Linked DNA regions of Homo sapiens: region 1 is linked to region 2. Evidence: chromatin contacts called from ENCODE Hi-C or POLR2A ChIA-PET data. All regions are on one chromosome and are shown on one strand. The core of a region is the stretch at or near the end of the contact, and the rest is flanking DNA. Distances in the headings are between cores, read along the strand shown.

Region 1 (6,334 bases), core at 3,343-5,842, 140 kb after region 2:
CAGCCACCTGGTTTTGTGAATACAATTTTATGGCGTTCTCATGTTTACATGTTGTCTATGGCTGCTTTCATGATACAATGGCAGGGTTGCGCAGTTTTAATAGAGACCATGTGGCACACAAAGCCTACAATATTAATATCTGCTTGTTAAAGAAAAAGTCTGGCCAGGCGTGGTGGCTCACGCCTGTAATCCCAGCACTTTAGGAGGCTGAGGCGGGCGGATCAACTGAGGTTAGGAGTTGGAGACCAGCCTGACTAACATGGAGAAACCCTGTTTCTACTAAAAATACAAAGTTAGCGAGGCATGGTGGCACATGCCTGTAATCCCAGCTACTCAGGAGGCTGCAGCAGGAGAATCGCTTGAATCCAGGAGGCAGAGGTTGCAGTGAGCCGAGATTGGGCCATTGTAGTCCAGCCTGGGCAATAAGAGCGAAACTCCATCTCAAAAAAAAAAAAAAAAGAAAAAGTTTGTTGACTTCTGGTCTAAAGGTATATATAGGCGTGTACATAAAAAAGGATCAAAAGAGAATATTAAAAAAAAGTTGATTTATTATGGTGGAGAGATTATATATGATTTCTATTCAAATTTTAAATTTTACATTATTACAGTGGGATTTGTTAAATATTTTTAAGAAAAAATAATTGAGAGTTTTTACTGTTTTTACAACGCATAGAATGATGATGGAGAAACAAATAGCAAATATGTACTATAGAGTTGTTAAATCCTGACTTGGAAATTCTAATACTCAGAATTGAACCAGACAAAATAATCAGAAATGCAGGGGGGATTACAAAGGTGGTTCTCATGGGATTGGTCATAATAACAAAAATGGAAATAACAGGGTAACCATTACCCAAATAATGGTATATCTCTATATGATGGAATATTACACAACCATAAAAAATACTTTAGAAAAAGCATTTCTTACTTTTGTAATCAGAAAAAAATAAGATGTTTAAAGGATGCAGTACTACTCACTGACATGGAAAACATTAATAATAGTGATATTGAAGTAAAATAAATTATAGAACATTTCCAAATACTTATTTATAAGTGTCATCTACATGCACTTACAAATACACAGAAAAATATGTCTGGAAGGATATTAAACTATACCATCAACAGTGGTTTAGGAAGTAATATTTGGGTGTACTTTCCCTTTCTCTCTAATACAATTATATTCAGTGGGTTTTGTTTTGTTTTTTTTTTTTTACAGCGAGCATGCAAACCAAGAGAAGAAACATATGCACATTTTTTCTCTAATGGTTATTAAAAGCTATTAAATAATTCAATAAAATGCATATGAAAAGCTGAATGCAAAATTACAGAAGGAATATAACCTCAACTTAAGGAAGAAAACATGCCCAGGAAAAGGATCTAGGAAATGTCAAAGCATTTTATTGCCTCTGGGTGATGACATCATGCATGATTCTTGCCTTATCTTAATGAACATATATTACTTGGATAATCAGGAAAATTTTAAAGTACAAATTTGTTAAAATAACTTTTAAAAAGAAAAGGATATTGTTACAGGCTTTACCAATCCATATTGCTCTCTTGAATCCCTTTATATTTGTCTCCGTTTCTCTCTCTCTGTCTCTCTCTCTGTCACACACACAACCACACACGCACAGTTTGTTCATGGCAAAACAGTGACTTCTATTTTTTTTTTGGAGAGGGGACAGAGTCTTGCTCTATCGCCTAGGCTGGAGTGCAGTGGCATGATCTTGGCTCACTGCAACCTCCACCTTCTGGGTTCAAGCCATTCTCCTGGCTCAGCCTCTCAGATAGCTGGGACTACAGGCATGTGCCACCATGCCCGGCTAATTTTTTTGTATTTTTAGTAGAGATGGGGTTTCACCATGCTGGCCAGGCTGGTCTCCAACTCCTGACCTAAAGTGATCCACCCGCCTCAGCCTCCCAAAGTGCTGGGAATTACAGACATGAGCCACTAGGCCCGGCCGACAGTGACTTCTATCAAACAAATTTTCCATTTCTGTTTCAAATGTCCTGGCCTCCTTCCTTCACAACTCACCAAAATCCCACATGTCATCTGAACTCCACACATAAGAGGGAAAGGAGGAAGAAGAAGACAAAAGCACTCAGGGATATATTACCTGCAAGGCTCCTCAAATTATGGAAAGAATAAAATACCCAAGTCCTTACAATGGCCTACAAGGCGCGCAGGTGCACACACACACACACACACACACACACACACACATACACACCTCTCTAACCTCATCTCTCACCACTCTCTCCATAACTCTTATATTTCCTTCAGTTCCCAACTCAAATATCATCTTATCTAGGAGACCTAACTTTAGCTTTCACCAACTTCACCAACTTGGTTTTGAAACCAAGTTTGACTATATTTGACTATACCTTGAGGTTTAGTCTAAAAGTGCTTTATTAAATTGGAATGAAATCATCAGAAAAAAAAGATCACGTGGTAGTTAGCTTCCAAGATGGCCCCCTGATATTCACACTCTTGGATAGTCCCTTCCCACACTAAATAGGGCTGACCTGTTAGCTAATAGGACACTGCAGAAACGACAAAGTGTGGCTTCCAAAGCTAGGTCATAAAAGACATTGAGGCTTCTGCGTTGCTCTCTTAGATCATTCGCTCTGGGGGAGTCAGCCACCATGCCAAGAAGAACACCCAGGATCCCTACAGAAAGACCCATGTGGTAAGGAACTGAGCCCCGACCTGCCAACAGGCTGCATCAACTTGCCATTCATGTATGTGAGCTGTGTTGGAAGCAAATTGCCTGGCTCCAGTCAGATCTTCCTATGACTGTAGTCCTGGCCAACATTTTGACTGAATTTCCTGAGTCACCTTGAGCGAGAACCATCCAGCTAAGCTGCTCCCAAATTCTTGACCTACAGAAACTACAAGAGATAATAAATGCTTATGTCATTTTAGCCAAGTCTCAGGATGAAACATCTCTCCTTTCTGCTCCTGTTCCTGCATGGGGACCCAGGAAATTTGGGCTGGCTGTACCTACCCTACCCTGACTGGGTAAATGGGGCAGAACAGTTTATATCTAAAGTTTATCTGAACAAGTCTTCCTTGACGTGTTTGGTGGGTCAGATTTTGCAACCCAAACTATTACTATGGTAGATGGCAGCCCCATTTCCACAAAGAAATAACAATTTCCAGGTAGAGAGAGTCATTCTTGACCCCATGCCCTGACTGCTTCATCACCATTGTTCCTTAGTTCTGTCTCAGCACTTTTCTGCCTCCATCAACCAGCTCAAATTCCACCAAGAAGCACTCTCAGTATATAAAGTATGAGCCATAATTTTAAGAGCATGTATGCTATGTATCTCTGTACATATGTTGTATGTGTTCATATATCTCTGTATGTATGTATGTTGCATGTATATCTGTATATACTTTGTGCTTGTATGTATGTTGCATGTGTCTATTTTTGTCTTGCTGCATGCACATGTGTATATCTGTATTTTGTATGTATATGTATGTCGTGTATGCATATCTTGTGTATATCTGTATTATGTTCTAAGTATATCTGTGTATTGTATGTTGTGTGTGTCTGATGTGTGTGTGTCTGTATGTTGTGTATATCTGTATTATGTTCTAAGTATGTCTGTGTATTGTATGTTGTGTGTGTCTGATGTGTGTGTGTCTGTATGTTGTGTATATCTGTATTATGTTGTGTATGTATCTGTATTTGTGTGAATATCTGTATGCATGTTGTGTGTGTTTCTGGTGTGTATGTGTCTGTATATTGTATATGTTTATCTGGTGTGTGTGTGTGTGTGTGTGCGTGTGTGTGTGTGCATGCATCTGGCCTTTACTATCCTGGGATTCGTACAATTTCCCTTCATAAGAACATTATCAATACAACTGATTCTTTATTTTCATAAGTGTGCTACAGTTACATAAGATGTTAACCTTAGGGAAAGCAGGTGAGAGGTATAGAAAAACTCTTTTGTGAATTAAAATGTTTCAAAATAAAGAGTTTTTTTAAAAAAGCAGCTTCCCGGATTAGTAGGAAAGTCAACCTTCCCCTTTCTTAGATCTAAAACATCCCAGGAGTGCTTAATTTTTGTCCAAGGCACCATCCTGATTGTAATTTCCTCTCCAGTGGAGTTGGAGTCAGGCCTGATGGTTTCACAACCATAGCCCAGATGGACAACCCTCTAGCTTGCCAAATGGACATTCCTATTTGCTGAACCTACAGGGTGACTGCCAGCAATCCAGATCCCCTTCCAGACTTGTGTCCTAAAACACTCAAAGGAAGATAAAAATAAAAGAGAATTCTTAGAAAAAGACAAGGAAAGAAAGACAAATTGAAGGGCCAATGGCTAATTTGGGCAGAACTACATGTTTAAGGACCCATGGGAGGCAAGATGAGGCCTCTGCCTGATGTTGAGTCTCCAGATCTAGGGTGGGCTGAGGGAGGGGTCCAGAGGAAGAGGCACAGAAAACTGAATGGCAGACTCAGGCCTTAGATATTCAAATCCTCCCTAGGACTGTGTGTGTTGCCATGGACTCCACATTTTACAGAGAGCTATTTGGGGTTTAAATATTCTTCCCCCTTCACCACTCCACAAATCAACTAAGACTCATTTGGGCAGGAGTGGATCTGCCCTGCCCTGCCTTGCTAGGCTGGAAACAAAGTGCTCAGCTCCTGGGGAGAGTGGGGTTTGTCCTTGCTCTCCGCTCACTAAGCAACCTGTTGATGAGCTTATAATTACCAGAACTGTGTGCTACAGAATGAATGTTCTTGGAGATTGTAATGATCGAAGTGAATGAACATGCTTCAACATTTGGAAACGTGCTTGAGAAGAATAATTGCTTTAAAGTGCTTCATAAATTGTTGCTAGGAGACCACATCAAGATAGGCCTTTTTACTTACAACTTGAAGTTCAACTGGCAGGAAATTCACCCATTCAAAATATAGATAAGCAAATAGAACAATTCAAAAAAGGAAGAATGAAAGACAGAAACCTGCCAGCTATTAGAGAAAATCTTCCACCAAAAACATAATGGAGAACAAGAGCCAAGACAATGTTGCTGGTCTTTATGGATTTGCATCTTCGTTCTTACGGGTTATGTGTTCTTGGGCAATTTCTTTGCATGTCTCATATTTTCAGTTTTCTCATCTAAAAAAAGTGGAGATATCAATAGCTCACTCATAGGATTAGAGATGACTCACATGTGGATGTATCCAGCACATAATGCTCAATATTTACTTATTTACACACACTTGTTCCAAAGCGTTTTGAGGTCACTTACAAAATTATTTCCTGACTAGTTTGTGTTGTCCCAAAAGCAGGCTCTGACACAATAAATTGGGTTTAGGTGGCTTATTTGGGAAGTGATTGCAGGAAACTTAAGTGAAATAGTGGAGAAAGGAAGACTGAAAAGGAACAAAAGTTCAAAGTTGCATCAGTGAGTAGGAAAGTCCAATACCAATAAATCCTACAGGGAACCCTCTGAAGCTCCATGGAGGACATGCCGCAGGATTATCCTGCCAAGGGATGGGGAAGCTGAGGGATGTGTCCACTGACTCTCATTTCTCAGGGGTCAAGGGTTGCACCTGGGGATCTTAAGTTCCCAGTACCTCCACAATGTCCTGAGCAGTCTGATAATTTCTGGTAGAACAGGAGCAAACCCTCTGGGTGAAGAGTAGGGAGCCACAAGCACATGAGGTAGGCACCTGTCCACGTGGCCAGGAGCTGACCCACTCAAGCTGCATGTGAACTCAAAGGTGGGCCAGAGTGATACAGGGCTAGGTATCAACAGAATCTGCTACACTTAGGATTCAACGAGGTAAAATTAGTTGATGAAGAAATTGAGGTCAAATAGAAACAAATACTCTGTGTTACTGAATCTTTAAAAAAAAAAAAGATTATTTTGTAGAAAGGCTGGCTGTAATGACTGACGACATTTTTTTTCTCTTTTCTAGACTTCTAATCAACACACTAGCCTGGAATTTGAGCAAGGATTCAATATTGCTGTGGGCAATATATGGTTAGGCAAATCCTTCATATATGTCAGTCCCATGTTGACCCAACTCTAGGGAATCTGGAACATTCTTATGGCGTTCAACTATGTTTGGACTTTAGGCCTGAAGCATTAAATTTGAAGTTTGGGCACCAAATAATAGTTGGAAATTACGTTCCCATTCTGCATGGATCAGGAAGGAAGTACATCAGCTACTTTCCTATCCAGCAGACCCTTCCCTGCTTGATAGCTGTTTGCCATCTGAACCAATAACAAGCCAGCAGGGCTCAGACTTGGCATTCCCTAGCATGGAAGAAGAAAAGCAATAAAAAATGTTAACCTCTAAAGTTTTTTCAA
Region 2 (6,928 bases), core at 1,915-4,414:
CACGCCTGTAATCCCAGCACTTTGGGAGGCTGAGGCAGATCACCTGAGGTCAGGAGTGCAAGACAAGCCGGACCAACATGGTGAAACCACATCTCTACTAAATACAAAAAATTAGTCAGGTGTGATGGCACATGCCTGTAATCCCAGCTACTTGGGAGGATGAGGCAGGAGAATCGCTTGAACCCCGGGGGCGGAGATCGTGCCACTGCACTCCAGCCTTGGCGATAAGAGCAAAACTGCATCTAAAAAAAAATAATAACAGGGCAGCCCACAAGTAGAGTGCATCAGCTAAGGGACTGTCACTGCATTTAGAAAGCAATGCATAGATGGTAAAGGATTTTGAAGCATAATACAAGCAGATTTGCACTTTTTTCCTTTCTTTTCTTTTTTCTTTTTTTTTTTTTTTGGTAGTGGGGATGGAGTCTCACTCTGTTGCCCAGGCAGGGGTGCAGTGGCACAATCTTGGCTCACAGCAGCCTCCACCTCCCAGATTCAAGCAATTCTCCTGCCTCAGCCTCCTGGGTGACTGGGATTACAGGGGTGCACCACTACTGTCCACTGATTTTGTATTTTTATTATAGAGAGGGTTTCACCACGTTGGCCAGACTGGTCTCGAACTCCTGACCTCAAGTGACCCATCCGCCTCAGCCTCCCAAAGTGCTGAGATTACAGGTGTGAGCCATCATGTCCAGCCTACACTTTTTTCTTTCTAAAAATCACTGCAAGAATTCCCTTGAGGTTGCAGGAGGGGAGAGATCCCGGAGGCAGAGTGCGGTGGACTGGGGAAGGGGGTTGCAGCTCTAGAGTGCAGGCTGGAGATGTAGAGGAGGGGAAAAATTAGGGAGCTATATCAGAGGTAGACTGGAAACCACCTAGTGATTCATTGGAAGGGGTGCGGTGGTGAGCCAAGAGGATACCGGATCATGGTGAGGATTCAAGGGTCAAGATTGCAGCAGGTTTCACTGGTAGATGGTGTGGCCTTCTGCTGGGAGGTGGGGCATTTGGACACAGCTGATGAATTGATTCCCTCTAGTCCTCCCCTGATGGGCTCCTAACCTTCAGGGTATTTGCTTCTCGCTATCCTTGTCAGCTGCAGTGGGGGACCACAACTCCTTGAGTTCTGCCCAGCTGCAGCTGGACAATTTTTGAACACTTCTGCTCCTGGCTGATGCCTGGTGGCTTGCGGCCTCCCACAGAGAGAACAGATTGAAGCAGCTGGCACTGCAGCCAGAGATGGATGCAGTTGAGCAGAGAGAAGAGGACACAGAAGGCACCGTGAGGAACTCAGAGCTGCTCAATGGTTATGTGACCCTAGGCAATTCAGTTACCTTCTCTGAGTCTTAGATTCTCTATCTACACTTTAATGATGGGGGAGAATACTTACTTCAGACACGTGTTTTAAAGATTTCACATAAAGCGGCGGGGTGCGGCAGCTCACGCCTGTAATCCCAGCACTTTTGGAGGCTGAGGGGGGTGGATCACGAGGTCAAGAGATGGAGACCATCCTGGCCAACATGGTGAAACCCCGTCTCTACTAAAAATACAAAAATTAGCTGGGCGTGGTGGCGCACCCCTGTAGTCCCAGCTACTCGGGAGGCTAAAGCAGGAGAATCGCTTGAACCCGGGAGGCGGAGGTTGCAGTGAGCTGAGATCGTGCCACTGCACTCCAGCCTGGCGACAGAGTGAGACTCCATCTCAAAAAAAAAAAGGCCGGGCACGGTGGCTCACGCCTGTAATCCCAGCACTTTGGGAGGCCAAGACGGGCGGATCAGGAGGTCAGGAGATCGAGACCACCCTGGCTAACATGGTGAAACCCCATCTCTACTAAAAATACAAAAAATTAGCCGGGCGTGGTGGCGGGCGCCTGTAGTCCCAGCTACTTGGGAGGCTGAGGCAGGAGAATGGGGTGAACCTGGGAGGCGGAGCTTGCAGTGATCCGAGATCGCTCCACTGCACTCCAGCCTGGGCGACAGAGCGAGACTCCATCTCAAAAAAAAAAAAAAAAAAAAAGATTTCCCATAAAGCATGTGGAAGTGATTCCTGAACTGTAAAATTCTTTAAGGGAAGTGAAAGGAACAAATATTTTTGGCTAGATGAACTGAGATTCTCCATCTTACCCCCAGCTCCTCTCAGGGAAGACCTGGGGATCATAGAGCTGATATATAGAAAAGTTTAGTCCATCTTGATGGACTCAGAGTACCTTCGAAGTGAAAATAGGATCTGAGAATAGGAGCATGTACTATTAGCACAATAATGTCAAGGTTAATATTTCACAACATGGAGAGGCAAAGTCATTTTAATTGGAGGAATTTCATGTTACACTGGACTGTGTGATCCTCGTAAGAAAATAATTCTTGTACAGACATTTGCCTAAGACTAATCAGGAAAAAAGAGAGCTTAGTCATTACTGCCAGACAGAAACCAAACTGAAGTCTGGTTTTTACCTTCCCCCATTCCCTTCATAAACAAAGAGGCCCAGGGGAAGAATCGCATGAGATGAACACCTCATTCAGACAGTGCGTGATGAGGTGAGGAGTCAAGGCCACATCTATGTGTGTATGGAGCCCAAGCCCTTCCTGCCACACCAGCAGGCGAGAGCCCCCGCATCTCAGCCCTTTCAGCCTCAGCTGCCTCTGGTTCCCTTCCCCCACCAAACTTCCTCCCTCCTCCAGACACACACAAGCTGCCACCATCACCATCACCATCACCACACACAGCACCCAAGTGCCAACCCGATAGCTGAATTGGCCTTCCCTCCAGAAACGTGACAATACTGAACACCTTCCCAGGCCCTGCCCGATGCTGGCTCAGGAGAGGGGAGATCCTACCCCTGCTGGAGGATCTCCCAGTGAAGTGAGGAGAGAGCCCTAGAGGCATGTAACACTGACCCCTCCCCAAAGACCCAGTAGCCCTACCTACTCCATTTTGGAAAGTACGTAACTGGGAAGAAGGAATGCACCCAGGAATTTCTAGGATGTCATGCCTGAGGAGCCCTGTGGGAGAGGGGTTATGCCAGAAGCATAGTGGGGAAGGGAGCAAAAAGAGGCTCCCTTTTTCCCTGATTAGCGCCACTCCATTAGGAGCCTCGAGCTGCTCTTCCCCCTGCCTGGCTGACTGCTGTCTTGGGTGTGTCTGGGAATCAGCCACTGGAGACAGTGAGTGTGGTTGGGGGAAGGCCGGAGAGTGACTGCTGGTAACCCCAGCTGCACATGATGGTGGCCAGCTGCCAGCTGGCTCCTCCCAAAGCCTCCCAGCTGGCAACGGCTTTGAAGTCAGACAAGCCACGGCTCCTAGGCTGTCCCGAGGGGATGTAAGTCCAGGACCTACACACAAAGCACCTATCCAATGACAAGCTAAGTCCAGGCAGGTCCTCCTAAAGGCCCCTGGCTCTCAGACCAGCTGATGCAACTAGATTAGAAAAAACAGAACATGCAAAGCTTACTCACTGCCGGCTGAAACAGTCGGAAGGACAGTTCACAAAGCCATTTCCCATCCATTATATCATTTCATCTGCCCAAAAACCCAGAGGAGAGTCCTGCCGACCCCAGCCATGGGCACGCTGCTCAGCCTCTCTGTGCCTTAGTTACTGTCCTTGTGAAATGGGCAACAATAAGAACACCTCTTCTGCTTTCTAGCTGTTTGTCAATTTCTAGTCACGTGTCTTGGGCAATGCATTTAACTTAATTGTGCTTCAATTTTCTCACATGTCAATGAGGTTAAAAATAGAACCAACCTCATGGGATAGCTGGGAAAATTAAATAAGTTAATACACCTAGAGCACTCAAAACAATGGCTGGATGCATACAAAGTGCTCCATAAATGCTAGCAACTATTATTATTTCTGTGGTTATTATTAATCAGGGGATTGTTAGGAGGATCAACAAAACATTAACAGCTGCCATATAGTGCACATTGACCGTGTTTCTGGCACTGGGTTCAGTCTTTTATGGGAATTACCTTGTACATAATGTTTAGTACACGCTGACTGCAGCACCTAATTCATAGAGAGCCCTTAACAAACAGTAGCCACTATCCTTATCTCCCTCATTCCACAGAGGGGCAAACAACTCAGAGGCTTAATGATTTACCCAAGTCCACAAAGCTAATAAGTAAGGAGAACTTAGACTTGAATCCAGGTCTTCTGAGAAACAGGCTTCCATGATCCTTCAATTCTCACCTTCTTCTTGTCCCACCTTCCCCAGCCTGGCACTCAGCATTTGCTCCACAGCTAAAGCTGGCTTCCCTTCATGAGACACATCTGCTGCTCAGTCGCAAGGTGCCCAGCCTTCTCCGCACAGGTGTTAAGAGCTCCTGCAGGCCGGGCATGGTGGCTTATGCTTTAATCCCAGCACTTTGGGAGGAGATGGACGGATCACCTGAGGTCAGAAGTTCGAGACCAGCCTGGCCAACATGGCGAAACCTGTTCTCTACTAAAAATACAAATAATAGCTGGGCATGGTGGCAGGCACCTGTAATCCCAGCTACTCGGGAGACTGAGGCAGGAGAATTGCTTGAACCCGGGAGGCGGAGGTTGCAGTGAGCCGAGATCGCGCCATTGCACTCCAGCCTGGGCGACAGCGTGAGACACCATCTTAAAAAAAAAAAAAAAAAGGAGCTCCTGCAATGGGAAGGACCACACTTGCCTCCAAATGGCGTTTCTCCTTTAGGAGCCAGGAACCAGGCTCCAGCAGGCACAGAGGGGTGCAAGGCAATGAGACAGGGTCATAGATGTTCCCAGGGAGCAGACCCAACCCCAGTTCCAGCTCTGCCTTCTTTAGGAATAACACGGAATCACAGATGCTCCTGGGGCTCATGACTGGCTCCAACTCCAGTTCTGCCCTTCTATCTAAATGTCCCTCTGCTGCAATTCTGTGGTGGAGCCTTCCCAGAAAACAACTCCAAATCCTCCCTTAGTTGAGCAAAGTGAGTCCACAACCAGCAGCAGCCAGCTGAGGGGTGAAAGATGTTTCCCTGCACGTTACATATCAAAGGCAATGTTTTGCTTAAGACATGACTGCTGGACTGTGGGCAAGTTACTTCCCGTCTCTGGGCCACAGTTTCCTCACGTGAAATGTTGAAAAAATAAGACTCATCCAGCAGGGCTGCTCTAAGGGCCAAATGAGAGAATGGATGTCAGAGCACAGGACCTGGCACCAGAAACACAAACAGGAGGAGTCAGCACACTGTACGGACTCCACAAATGCTCACTGACCAGATGGAACTTGACAGCCCAATATGCCAAGGTGGCTCACGGTAAAGTGAGCAAGAACACCTTAAGGGAGAGTACAAGGATGTGAGACCAAGATCCTCACTGAAGAATAAAAGCCTGTGTCCACCACAGGGGGCTCCAGCCTGGAGAAGGACACTCTCCCAGAAACTCTGCAAAACCCCACTTACCATAGAAGATGGAGAAGCCGTGTGGCAGAGGCACAAGATAGCAGCCATGGGGAGATGTGACCAGTTAGGTGACAAGGAAGCAATGGAGCTGCCTTTGCATTTGAAGCTCAAGATTCATATGAGCTGGTCCTTGCCAAGAAACAGGTGCACACTGAGGAGGACCAGAGTGGTGGTATGCTAGAGCTGTCATGGATCATGGCCCACAAGAGCCAATTGCTACTTTTTCAGAATGTTTGCAAACCAGTTACTAAATGTGGCCATGGAAGGCTGGGCGCGGTGGCTCACGCCTGTAATCCCAACACTTTGGGAGGCCAAGGCGGGTGGATCACCTGAGGTCAGGAGTTCGAGACCAGCCTGGCCAACGTGCCAAAACCCCGTCTCTACTAAAAATGCAAAAATTAGCCAGGCGTGGTGGTATGTGCCTGTAGTCCCAGCGACTCAGGAGGCTGAGGCAGGAGAATTGCTTGAACCTGGGAGGCGGAGGTTGCAGTGAGCTGAGATCACACCACTGTACTCCAGCCTGGGTGACAGAGCGAGACCCTGTCTCAAAAAAACCAAAAATATGAATAAATAAATAAATGTGACCATGATTAAAATTATATAAACTTAAGTGAATATTAAAATCAATGATAATAAACACTCAAAACTCATCACTTCCTAATTATTATACTGTATTTTACTACCATCTATGCTCTTAAAGTGATTTATATCTATTATATCTCTGTGATAGAAATGCTCGGCCGGGCATGGTGGCTCACGCCTGTAATCCCAGCACTTTGGGAGGCTGAGGCAGATGGATCACGAGGTCAGGAGTTTGAGACCAGCCTGGCCAACATAGTGAAACCCCGTCTTTACTAAAAATACAAAAAAAAATTAGCTGGGTGTGGTGGCACGTGCCTGTAGTCCCACCTACTCAGGAGGCTGAGGTGGGAGAATTTCTTGAACCTGGGAGGCAGAGGTTGCAGTGAGCCAAGACCACGCCACTGCAGTCCAGCCTAGGTTAACAGAGTGAGACTCCATCTCAAAAAAAAAAAAAAAAAAGAAAAGGGAAATGCTCAGTCCTATTACATTTTTTAAACCTGAATCAGCCATAGAGTATTTACACCACAGGAATGGGCAAACCTACAAATCATGATCCCTTCCCTGCCCTACAGAGCCAGTTGTTAAACATTTATCAGCTCACCACTAATGAAGAGGCTCTCCACTGCTCCAGTGCCTCCAAGGAAATGGGCTTTTATGAGACTTTGAGTCGTGCTGTCTTGCATGCTTAGGTTGTGTTTTCTCTGTTAATTAAATTTCTGGCCACAGCTTCATATTAAGAGCCCTTACAAGGCATTTCATGAGGTCTAATGATCTCAGGAGTGTGGAAAGGCACATTTCTGCAATGAGTCTAACAATATGGAGGGCTACATGAAGCATGCTGCCCTTCACAAAGGGCAGGGAAGTTACACAAGAGGAGACCAATATAAACTTAAAGCCTTTTCTTGTCTTCCCCAACCTTCAGAACATTCCTGTAGTGTTCAGTTCAACT

The links. Hi-C counts contacts between places; a loop is a spot of excess contacts on that map. ChIA-PET counts read pairs that join two places held with the same protein, here RNA polymerase II (POLR2A). Pooled maps may share reads with other maps.
Region 1: a loop to region 2 is called in a pooled map, with 2.0 times the contacts of the local background. The contact joins two enhancer-like sites. A Hi-C loop is called at or near these places in 1 of 50 pooled maps. POLR2A ChIA-PET finds 5 or more read pairs at or near these places in 3 of 52 experiments (BJ, WTC11 and activated CD8-positive, alpha-beta memory T cell).

What each region holds. Positions count from the first base shown.
Region 1 is chr9:105,201,804-105,208,137 of GRCh38, forward strand. The region is part of intron 2 of LOC112268038 (a long non-coding RNA gene); the gene reads right to left. Among named protein-coding and RNA genes, the nearest start is that of SLC44A1, 40 kb to the right of the region's middle. Within about 2 kb of position 4,593, at least 11 of the 41 ENCODE cell types and tissues checked have a DNase peak (open chromatin) inside an H3K27ac peak, as active enhancers do.
Region 2 is chr9:105,061,472-105,068,399 of GRCh38, forward strand. No RefSeq gene overlaps it. Among named protein-coding and RNA genes, the nearest start is that of CT70, 73 kb to the left of the region's middle. Within about 2 kb of position 3,165, at least 30 of the 41 ENCODE cell types and tissues checked have a DNase peak (open chromatin) inside an H3K27ac peak, as active enhancers do.